Linked DNA regions of Homo sapiens: regions 1 and 2 are each linked to region 3. A link is a contact called in ENCODE Hi-C or POLR2A ChIA-PET data. All regions are on one chromosome and are shown on one strand. Each heading gives the region's core, a stretch centred on a gene start or an enhancer-like site at or near the end of the contact. The rest is flanking DNA. Distances are from core to core; before and after follow the strand shown. Region 1 holds the start of NR1I2 (nuclear receptor subfamily 1 group I member 2). Region 2 holds the start of IGSF11 (immunoglobulin superfamily member 11). Region 3 holds the start of TIMMDC1 (translocase of inner mitochondrial membrane domain containing 1).

Region 1 (3,633 bases), core at 515-3,014, 280 kb after region 3:
AAGCTACGTATGTTACCCATAACCTAAGGACTTCTGGCAAGGTGGCCTACCTGAGCTGGAGTCATGCCTTTTTTCCCTGGACTTGGAGATACCTGTCAGTGCAGAAAGGCCTACTTTTGATCTTGGAAATAAGTTTCCTGGGGTGAGTTCTTAACCCTTTCCAGCTTTCCCACCCTCTTTGGCTTTAGCCATGGCCTTCTGATCTGTGTTTCTCAGGGGACCTGCAGGCCCCAGATATAGCCCCATGCTGTCCTCCTACCCCAGAGCACACTGTTCAGGCTACTTCCACTGGTACTGAAATCCAGTATTTCACTTACTCTTTTTCTTTCCAATATCCTCATGACATTCAATATTTCACTTACTCTAGGTCCTCCCTGCCTAAGGCCCAAGTCAACTTTCTGTCCAGTGGGATTTGTAATCCAATACCTCCTAGCCCTAGCAGAATCCCATGTGGATAATCAGAAATGTGACTGGAAAAAGGACAGAGCTCTATGGCTGTGGGTCCCAGTCCCCACTGCTGGCAGTAAGTCCCCAGCAGTGAGCTGTGTAAGCACCTTACATTCTGCGCTTGGTTGAAAACAGCAAGGCAAGCATCCACTTGAGAAATGTCAACCCCTAGGAAATCCCAGCCTCAAGTCTTTCTCATCCCTTGGGAAGTGCAAATTGGATAGAGAAGAAACCAATTAAAAACAAAACAAACAAATCATACTTAGATATTCTGGCTTTTCTCACCAGGGCTGGATTAAAGCATGTACTTCAAAATAATAACAACTTAAGTCAATAAATAAATGTAAGGAAGTCCAAATGTTCACCTGAAGACAACTGTGGTCATTTTTTGGCAATCCCAGGTTCTCTTTTCTACCTGTTTGCTCAATCGTGGTCTCCCTCTCCCTCTCTTGTTGGGGCCCATGCCCCTGCTTTACTGTTGCCAGAGGCTTGTACTTGTTTGCCTTTTAGGTAGGAGCAGTTACTTCCACTCCCCTCACCTGCCATAAAGCATCTTTATAAACAAAGCAAGTAGAAGAAACACATCCTGGTATCCACCACATTCGGCTTTTGTTGATTCTGTTCACTTGGGAGCACCTGCTGCTAGGGAATAAGAAGGTTGAGGCTGAAGAGTGAGGACTCTTCAGCTCCCCTCTGGCAGGACCCGGGAGAGGAAAGAGCCCTCAGCTGGTCCATCCTCCCCACTCCTGGTCAGCCTTCTGTTCTGAGATCAAAGTGGTGGGGTCACATTCTCGAGAACTGTGCTCAGCCCCCTCATCTCACACCCTTTCCCTCTCCCTGTGTGCCTGCCCCCCTCTTACATAACCATGCTGGTGATTGGCACCGTCATAAATCAATACTTTGCTCACTTTCACATCAAGTAACACTATCCAGGGAGGTGGTTTCAACAAAGGAGGAAGTATAAGGAGATCTAGGTTCAAATTAATGTTGCCCCTAGTGGTAAAGGACAGAGACCCTCAGACTGATGAAATGCACTCAGAATTACTTAGACAAAGCGGATATTTGCCACTCTCTTCCCCTTTTCCTGTGTTTTTGTAGTGAAGAGACCTGAAAGAAAAAAGTAGGGAGAACATAATGAGAACAAATACGGTAATCTCTTCATTTGCTAGTTCAAGTGCTGGACTTGGGACTTAGGAGGGGCAATGGAGCCGCTTAGTGCCTACATCTGACTTGGACTGAAATATAGGTGAGAGACAAGATTGTCTCATATCCGGGGAAATCATAACCTATGACTAGGACGGGAAGAGGAAGCACTGCCTTTACTTCAGTGGGAATCTCGGCCTCAGCCTGCAAGCCAAGTGTTCACAGTGAGAAAAGCAAGAGAATAAGCTAATACTCCTGTCCTGAACAAGGCAGCGGCTCCTTGGTAAAGCTACTCCTTGATCGATCCTTTGCACCGGATTGTTCAAAGTGGACCCCAGGGGAGAAGTCGGAGCAAAGAACTTACCACCAAGCAGGTATGGTTTTTCTTTCTTTCTCTTTTGCTGGGGGCTGACCGCCCTTCAGCTCCAGCCAAAAGATGTGTGTGAACACAAATATACCTTCTGTTTGAGGTCAGCATCATAGTGGGTCGTGAATCATGTTGGCCTTGCTGCTGTCTCCTCATTTCTAGGGTGGAAAAAAAAAAGCATGAAAACAATCACTTAATGTTGAGCCCCATTACTGATGCTCTCTGGTCCTGCACTAGCCTCCTAGAAAAATCACCACAGGAGAAGCCTTAACTACTGCATGAGTTACCACAAGTCACACATACAACCAGCTCCCTGTTACAGGGCTGGAGTCCCTGGACCCAGGAAATACCACCTCCAAGGACTGTGGGAGCTGGGGACTATGGGAACTGGGATCAACTCAGTCCTGATTCCTTTTGGCCTGCTGGGTTAGTGCTGGCAGCCCCCTGAGGCCAAGGACAGCAGCATGACAGTCACCAGGACTCACCACTTCAAGGAGGGGTCCCTCAGAGCACCTGCCATACCCCTGCACAGTGCTGCGGCTGAGTTGGCTTCAAACCAGTGAGTTTTCTACCTCTACTATTGAAAGGGCACCTTGTCCCACAGAACCGAGTCTTGCCTGCATGTGGTCAGTGCCACCAGGTCCTTCTTCTCTCCACTTTACAGCCCAGCTCGGCTGAAGCTATGGCCAGAGGCACTGCTTTAAGGCCACTCCATATCTAGGACAGGTCAACAGACACCTCTGAGGCCACTGAGTCTTGACTCAATGAATCAGCTATAGCAGGCACTATTCCTCTCCCACATGGCCTCTAATGATATGGTCAGAGTTGAAAGGATGCTAAGGGAGGCCTCAGAGGCTTATTTAATCAGTTGGTTAATGGGAAAAAGTATTTTGTGGTACACAAATACGCTTTAAAAATATTTTAGTTATGTCATAAAAGTCTAAACCTGGGGTTGACAAACTATGGCTCACAGGCTAACTCTGGCCCACCAGCTGTTTTTATAAATGAAGCTTTATTGGAACACAGCCATGCCCATTCGTTATGTATTGTATATGGCTGTTTTTGCCCTACAACATCCTTTCAACTCTGGCCATATCATTAGAGGCCATGTGGGAGAGGAATAGTGCCTGCTATAGCTGATTCATTGAGTCAGCAAAATTGACCAATTGCGAAAGAGACAGTATGGCCCACAAAGCCTAAAATATTAACTATCTGGCCTTTAACAGAAAAAGTTTGCCAACTCCTGATCTAAAAGCTGTCAACTTGTTCCAAAATTATTATGGAATAAACCCAAGACAACCACAAAACTGACTAGACTAGGTTTTTTAGGTAATAACTTTTTAAATTATAAAGTAATACATGATTTCATGCTCCTTGAAAATGAGAAAGCAGTATAGATAAACCTAAATTCACCTTTGGCCATTCTGTCAATCCTAATCTCCAGTTTCCCCAAAAGTACTTAGTGTGATATATTTACTGCCAGACCATTGTGTCTGTGTGTGTGTTCATCTATGCATAGATGGACTATTAAACCTATCTGTTGCCATGTTGTTCTAATTCTGTTTTTCCACTCAATAGCAAGACTTGGAGACTTTCCATATCTGTATAGAGCTCTACTTCATTTATTTTAACTGCTACGTCATATTTCACAGTGTACACTTCTTTTATTTAGCCGT
Region 2 (3,834 bases), core at 1,024-3,523, 460 kb before region 3:
AGCTTGGCCTTTCAAGAGTATACCCCTGCCTGTTCCACTTTACATCCTTCCTTCAGGCTGTTCCTTTGGTTAAGAAAGCCCATCCACTCCCATCTGAGCCAATTCATACCCTATTCATTCAATGTCCAGATAAAAAGTAAACTTTTCCAAGAAGTCTTACTTGATACTTACATTAACAAATAGAACTCATCATACATTCCCTGTACCATAAATTATTTGTGCATGCTTACAGCCTGTTTTAAAAATGCAAACTCCTTACGGGCTGCAGACACTCACACGCGTCTTTGTATTCCACCACCACCTTTCCCCACCAGATACTCAAAAGCACAGAGTGATGGCTCTGTAAATATCTGTTGAACAATGAACACTGTTTTTGAAAGTGGAAAATGCCTCTACATAACAGGTTATTGCCAAAACTGAGAAGTCCTTGGAAGTCTTTAAAAACATTTTTCTATGGCTTGGGAATAGTTTTGCTGAAGAAAAAAGAACAAATCAGATGACCTTGCAAGGCTGAGTCTGCGAATTGTATCAACTCTTTTAAAGTACTGCCTAATAATTCAAAAACAAACTATACACAAATGCTATTTACAAAAAGAGGAGCATTTATTATAATATACAACTTTAATAATAGAATGTTCTACCAAAAATTTGAGCTGTTCTTGTAATATTGGTAATATTTAGAGCTGTGTCCAAGGATTGCATAAAAAGCCGATTTACTCTCTTATTTCACACTTAAAAGTAGTAGGACAGAGAGAAAAACTGGCCATCTCAAACTAGTAACAGTACAAGATACTTGGAAGCACAAGTTCATAACATGGACATATTGATGTTATTGTGTGCACATCATCACTAAAAATATACCTACTGAACTCTAGAAAAGTTAATTTTGATGATAACAGCTTCATTAGTTTCTACGGAGAAGACATACAAAAAGTTTTCGTATTCTCTTCTCCCCTATTCAATGAATCTGCACAAGTTAAGTTGGCTAGTATTAGGTTACTTCAAAATCAGTTCGAATAAGGCCATGAAATGACTGGAAACATGCTGGTGTCTCCAGAAAAAAAACAGGGTTAACCACAAAGTTCCAAAATCACTGAACCCGCTTTTTAAATAACATCCTTCAGAAAAAAAATCTCAGTAAATCTCAGCAATAAATGGGACAGAAAACTGGATTCCACAGGAGAATGCACACACAAAAACAAACAGCACTGCATAGGATGAAAATCAGGATCTAAATTAATATGATGGCTATTCACCGAAAATGTAAGAAAGATTAAGCAGAGATTAAAAGCTAAATTTATAAACAGATGTTTTAAAAACCGTTAACAAGAAATTTAAAGACATTTATTTATTTTGTTCTAATATTGTTATATTCTATGTATTGTTGAGAGCCAACTTAAGTCCTTTGGAGATGAAGCTAGAGTGTAAATAAATTCTTGTTTTCGATTGTAGTATAGCACAGTATACAATTAGTTTTAAAATAAAGATCATTTTCGGCCAAAACGTGTATAGGCTTCTAAAAGGTTACGTTAAAGCTATAAAGTTTTCCAAATGATTTTAAAAGCACTTCTAGTTTTCCTAGGGCCGCCTAGTAAAGACAACTGGTTCTAAATACAGTTTCTAACTGGACCAGTGAGTAAGGGAGTTCGTTATCTAAAAAGGATCCTGCATTCCGCAGAGCGCAGCGAGGTGAGAGTCAGGGCCCGGCCTGGGACCGGAGGTAGCCGGACGAGTTTAGTTACCTCTCTGACAAGGAACACCTGGGCTGCGCGGGCGGCAGAAGCAGCCGCTGCAGGTGCGCGCGAGCCTCGGCCGCAGCAACGAACGCCGCCCCTGAGAAAGTTGGACTCCCGACCCTCGGCAAAGCAAGGAGGCTCTTTGCCGTCCCCAAACAGCTTCGCCCCGGGCCCGCCGACCCGGCCTGGCCCCACCGGGAAGAAAGGGCTGGAGCTACTCACCGTGCAGAGAGAGGAGCAGCAAAGGCGCCAGAGGGGAACGCTGAGAAGTCATCCCGGGGCCGCAGGGAGCGCGCCTGCCTCCTACCCGGCTCCCGGTCGCAACAGGAGAGGAGCGGGCGTGAGTCTCCGCGCTCTTGGGGCAGCCTGGTCCTCCCACACCCAGCGCCGGGCCGCTGTTCCCCGCGCAGAGCTGGGACTGTCAGACCCACAGACGAGCCAAGTGCAGCTGCAGCGCCGCCCGGCTCCGCGGACGCTGAGCTGTGACCAGAGGCGTTCCGGGCTCGCCAGCCGTGCCACCCAGCCCTGCCCCAGGACTAGCCGACCCCTCGCGCAGTCCGGGGAGCCACTCCCCCCAACTCACGCCCCGCTACTCCAGCCGCAGCTCGGCTCCTCGCCGCGCCGCCCACTCGCCCCGCTTGGTCTCCAGGGCAACCGCGGCTCCAGCGCGACGCCTGGCGGCCCACCCGCGGAGCAGAGCGCGGCGCGCAGCTGGCGCGGCCCCCGCCACCTGTGCACCGCGCCGCCCGCTCCCCCGCACGCCTCCACCAGCTCCGGGAACCGAGGGGTGGGCGCCCTCCTCGCCGGAGTTAGGGCCCCTCCCTTGGTCTAAACCCCTCCGCAAACAGGTGGTGTCGGCCTGATGCATCCTGGAGAGCTCTAGCAATGACTTTTCCACAGCCTTCCTCTGAGCCTGCAAGAGTCTTTCCTGTTGCAGTTTTCGGATAATTTATATTTGGCTTTTTCACTTTCAGTCCTCTCTTATAAAACCTAAATAATCTGAAAGAACCTGACTCTGGCAGAATTAGGAATTCCTAATTTTACAGTGTTTTGGTTTTGCGCTGTTTCCTGGATGCCTTTTCACCTTTCTTCCTTGAAAAGTGGATAGAGGCTGGACCATGCCCCTAACTCCCCATTCCTATCAGAGAGACTGCCATCTTCTCTTGCCCCTTTTGTAAACCTTATGTCAACTTCTAATATTTTAAGTTTTCCAGCTTAAACGTTAGTGCTTTCTTAAACTGACCTTAAGTATACATGTTAACTAGTGGGGTATGTACATTTATTGTAATCGTTGTTTAGTTGGGTTTTTTGTTTTTGCTTCTTGTTTGTTTGGGTTGGGTGGGGAGAAAGACTTTCCTAGCATCTGAAATTGTTTTACTTAAATATCTACCTACATCTTTTCTTGTAAAACCTATCTTTATTCTCTTATACTGGGCTCTGCTCTTTATTGTACAGCTCATAGTCACTTCCTGCTTCAGCCTCCAAACTGAGCCTTCTAAATTTGAGGACATACCTGCCCAGGGGATGCCAACCCATTTTGGTCAGTTTCTACAGCAGCATAAATTAGGGTTCTCGGAGCCATTCAGAAATTGAGCCCTCATCTGGCAAATACAATCCTCCCAGGGAAACTCAGAAACAAAAATAATATGCACAGAAGAAAAATATGTAAAATATTTTTTAAACATACATTTGGACAAGGATTGGAAGATATATGTAAAATTAAAATATCAAGATGGTGGAGTTATGGATGTACTTCTTTTTGAAAATGTGGATATTATATTTTTAAGGTTAAAAAAATGAAACATGTTAAGAAATGTTAATAACTTTTAACAAGAATATCCTGAAAGGATAAATTTTGATTATGAAGTAGAGATGCCTCAACTTTGCTCACTACTTCCAACTTGCTAGAATTCCCTACCAGATCTCTAATGGCAAGAAATAAATGATATGACAGTAGAGTTTTTCATATTAATAACAAATTTAAATTTCCAACTATGATATCACGAGGCTCATTCTCATTCTTTTAAACTCCAGGGTAAGGACTAGAGTTTCTTTTTTCCATCCAATTCAATCCCTCACCCTCTCTTGTACATATTCC
Region 3 (4,105 bases), core at 1,445-3,944:
TATAATGTAACAAAATGTAAAATACGTAGCAAGGGCAGTACTTGGTGAACCTGGCAGGGAAGGGAACCTGCTGACCCCTGAGAAAAAAATTCACTGTGAGGGAAGAAACTATTAGGTTCTATAAACAGAATTCAGCAACAAGGGCTGTTGGTGGAAGAATGGTGTTCCAGGCAGTATGGTGATTGCACTGAAATCTTTCCCTGATGCAGTTACTCTGCTGGCAAACACATGTCCTGGGGACAAGAAAGCCATATGTGAAACAGTGGTCCAGTAAACCCCATAACACCTTTTGGCTTAGACCAAGCTTGTCCAACCCATGGCTCACGAACTGCACGCGGCCCAGGAAAGCTTTGAATGCGCCCCAACACAAATTTGTAAACGTTCTTAAAACATGAGATTTATGCATGGACTTTTTTCTTTTTCTTTTCTTTTTGTTTTTTGTTTTTAGCTCATCAGCTACAGTTAGTGTTATGTGTGGGCCAAGACAATTATTCTTCCAATGTGGCCCAGGGAAGCCAAAAGATTGGACACCTCTGGCTTAGACTGTATTGATCGGAGAACCTTCAAAAAGAGCAGACTACAGCCTACAGGGCTGGGCTTGGTGGCTCACACCTGTAATCCCAGCACTTTGGGAGGCTGAGGCAGGCAGATCACTTGGGGCCAGAAGTTTGAGACCATCCTGGCCAACATGGTGAAACACCATCTTTACTAAAAATACAAAAATTAGCCAGGCTTGTGGCACATGCCTGTAATCCCAGCTACTCAGGAGGCTGAGGCACAAGAATCACTTGAACTTAGGAGGCAGAGGTTGCAGTGAGCCGAGGTCTTGCCACTGCCCTCCAGCCTGGGTGACGAAGCTAAGACTGTATCAAAAATAAAATAAAATAAGCAGACTACAGAGGAGGGTGAGCATTTCCCTTGTTCTAAAAGAAGGTAAGCCGTAAGGGATTGGGGAAGTAGGAAATGTGGGAGGGCTCAGATGGAAGAGCAGCAACAGTGCGAGCAGTAGCCAAAGGAGAGGGGAGTTTTTTGAGTTATCAGGTGGCAAAAGGAACATTACAAATGAGTCTTCCGTTACCCAAATGAGAAACAAGTTATGGAATTTAAAATTTGCCTGTTAATATTACCTCATCTACAGGCTAGTGAATCCTGGGGCATTTGAGTTGTACATAAGTGATTGTGTCAGTATCTTCCCAACACCCACCCAAACCCTCCTACCCATTTCAAGTCCTCCTTCACCCCAGAATAATTCTGGGGTCATCTTATGCATTTAGCTTTTTCTACATATAGGTTAGAAACAGACTGTACAGCCATTTTCTTGGGCTTTCAGGCCTTGGTAACTTATCTTGGTGCCCACTTCTACCTAACATGGGATAAGCAGTAATCCAGAGCCAGAAGTCAGGAGATCTGAATTATTCAACAAATATTTACTGAGCACCTACTGCGGTTCTAGGTCCTGGAGATACAGAGATGAATATATTTGGTCTGTGATCTCAAGGATAGTTTATTGAGACAGATTAATAGGAAATTATGATGCAGTGTTGTAAGTGCTACGATGAGTGCTGAATCAAATCTCATATCCCAGAGTAGTCTTCATGGCGCTGTCACTAATTGAGCTGGTCACTCTAGTCAGTCACTTCTCAGGGACTTATGTGTAGCATTTCCAGCTATCAAATTCCTAAGTCCACTTACTGTATTCTACTACAGTGTGGCAGTTTTGATTGACAACTAGAAAGGAATCAAGGAGGTGAAGGGATTGGCAAAATGAATAAGGGAGTATGCTTGTTAACAAGGATTGAATGAAATTACACGAATATTGAGAATATTTTAAATGCATTCATTTTAATGAAAACTGTACTTCGAAGCATATGTTAGCAGAGGTTGTAGTGACGGCAAATTATACAAACACTTGATAGAAATTCCAGAAATTCTCCTGCCTTTTGAGAAGCAGTAGGCATATGAACTAAAGGGAGTGAAATCCACCTTAGGAAGACCTGCCAAAAAGCTGATTCTTCAAAAAAGTGTTCTCGAAATCTTAGTGTAACTGGCACCAACACCCATCCCCAATGCCTCGTTTTTTTTCCAGCAGAACTGACAAGGTACAAACGGACCCCGCCCAGCCTGGAAGGCTTCTCTAATGTTGGCAGAGTAGGTTGGACTTGTTTTTGCACAAATCGCCTTTCCCTCTTTCCCTACTCCACTTGCACTGAATATTGCACTTTCTTCCTTACTGAAGCGGGATTCCTGCCTTTTTTTTTTTTTTTTGAGACAGATTTTCGCTCTTGTTGCCCAGGCTGCAGTGCAGTGGTGTGATCTCGGCTCACTGCAACCTCCGCCTCCCGGGTTCAAGCGATTCTCCTACCTCAGCCTCCCGAGTAGCTAGGATTACAGGCGCCCGCCACCATGCCCGGCTAATTCCTGGCATTTTAAATACGATAAATTACTTCAACCTATGACCACCTCAAGCTGAATATAAGTAGCCGCAGACACCGTTTGCATGACCCAGGAACCACAAACACGGAGCGAAGGCCTGCCGGGACCACGCTGAGCTTCACTACTGGCAGCCAACTCACTTCCGGGGGTGCACTCAGCACAGCAGTGGCCCAACCCGCCCTCAACCGGAAGTCTTTTGGGCTCCGGCTTCGCCGTCGCCCCGCCCCCTGGCCTTTGCCCCGGTCGGGCGGGACTTCCTGTGTCGTATTTCCAAGGACTCCAAAGCGAGGCCGGGGACTGAAGGTGTGGGTGTCGAGCCCTCTGGCAGAGGGTTAACCTGGGTCAAATGCACGGATTCTCACCTCGTACAGTTACGCTCTCCCGCGGCACGTCCGCGAGGACTTGAAGTCCTGAGCGCTCAAGTTTGTCCGTAGGTCGAGAGAAGGCCATGGAGGTGCCGCCACCGGCACCGCGGAGCTTTCTCTGTAGAGCATTGTGCCTATTTCCCCGAGTCTTTGCTGCCGAAGCTGTGACTGCCGATTCGGAAGTCCTTGAGGAGCGTCAGAAGCGGCTTCCCTACGTCCCAGAGCCCTATTACCCGGAATCTGGATGGGACCGCCTCCGGGAGCTGTTTGGCAAAGAGTAAAAGTGCCTAGGGTGTGAAGTGGGGTAGGGGGCCGCGAAAGCGGTGTCCTGCAGCGTGGGCAGCCTGGGTCAGCCTTAGGACACCAAGGATGGTGTGCTTCATTTTTAGATTATATTTGAGGTTCTGATATTTGTAACCCAAGCTTGTATCTTTTTTCTTTCTTTTTTTTTTTTTTTTTTCCAGACAGGGTCTTGCTCTGTCGCCCAGGCTGGAGTGCTGTGGTGCTATCTCGGCTCACTGCAACCTCTGCCTCTGGGACTCAAGTGATCCTCCCACCTCAGCCTCCCGATTAATTGGGACTACAGGCGCGCACCACCACGCCCGGCTAATTTTTTTTTAATGTATTTTTTATAGACAGGGTTCTTACCATGTTGCCTAGGCTGGTCTTGAACTCTTGGACTTAGGCGATCCGCCTACCTCGGCCTCCCAAAGTGCTGGGATTACAGGCGTGAGCCACCGCGCCAGCCCAAACTCGTATTTTTCTTTCTTTTTTTTTTTTTTTTCGAGACTGAGTCGCGCTCTATCGCCCAGGCTGGAGTGCAGTGGTGCGATCTTGGCTCACTGCACTCTTCACTTCCCAGGTTCAAGCGGTTCTCCTGCCTCAGCCTCCAGAGTAGCTGGGATTACAGTTGCCCACTACCATGCCCAGCTAATTTTTGTATTTTTAGTAGAGACAGGATTTCACCATTCGCCAGGCTGGTCTGGAACTCCTGACCTCACGTGATCTGCCTGTTTCCGCCTCCCAAAGTGCTGGGATTACAGGCCTGAGCCACCGCGGCTGGACTGCGCCCGGCCTAGAAGGGCAATTATTTTATAGTAACTTAATACTTAAGACAGCTATTTGTTAGAGCAGTCTCAGGATGACATCTTGGAAGCTTCATTAGCAGTTCTAGCTTCTTATGCATTTGAGAGTAACAAATCGAATTAAATAGTAGTTTTTCCTTGTTATTTTAGATTGGCATGTGCCACCCACTGCATAGTGAACTTTCCCAGTGCGTTTTTAAAAAAACATTTATTTGTTTATTT

The links. Hi-C counts contacts between places; a loop is a spot of excess contacts on that map. ChIA-PET counts read pairs that join two places held with the same protein, here RNA polymerase II (POLR2A). Pooled maps may share reads with other maps.
Region 1: a loop to region 3 is called in a pooled map, with 2.2 times the contacts of the local background. The contact joins the promoter of NR1I2 here to the promoter of TIMMDC1 in region 3. A Hi-C loop is called at or near these places in 1 of 50 pooled maps. POLR2A ChIA-PET finds 5 or more read pairs at or near these places in 2 of 52 experiments (HepG2 and activated CD4-positive, alpha-beta T cell).
Region 2: a loop to region 3 is called in a pooled map, with 4 times the contacts of the local background. The contact joins the promoter of IGSF11 here to the promoter of TIMMDC1 in region 3. A Hi-C loop is called at or near these places in 1 of 50 pooled maps. POLR2A ChIA-PET finds 5 or more read pairs at or near these places in 2 of 52 experiments (Panc1 and WTC11).

The regions. Positions count from the first base shown.
Region 1 is chr3:119,780,337-119,783,969 of GRCh38, forward strand. NR1I2 (nuclear receptor subfamily 1 group I member 2) reads left to right here and starts at 1,765. Exons shown (of 9, transcript NM_003889.4): 1 at 1,765-1,964.
Region 2 is chr3:119,032,573-119,036,406 of GRCh38, forward strand. It overlaps IGSF11 (immunoglobulin superfamily member 11), which reads right to left and starts at 2,274. Exons shown (of 7, transcript NM_001015887.3): 1 at 1,959-2,274. The coding sequence starts at 2,010. RefSeq lists a silencer at 2,195-2,554.
Region 3 is chr3:119,495,853-119,499,957 of GRCh38, forward strand. TIMMDC1 (translocase of inner mitochondrial membrane domain containing 1) reads left to right here and starts at 2,695. Exons shown (of 7, transcript NM_016589.4): 1 at 2,695-3,075. The coding sequence starts at 2,882. RefSeq lists an enhancer at 2,435-2,484.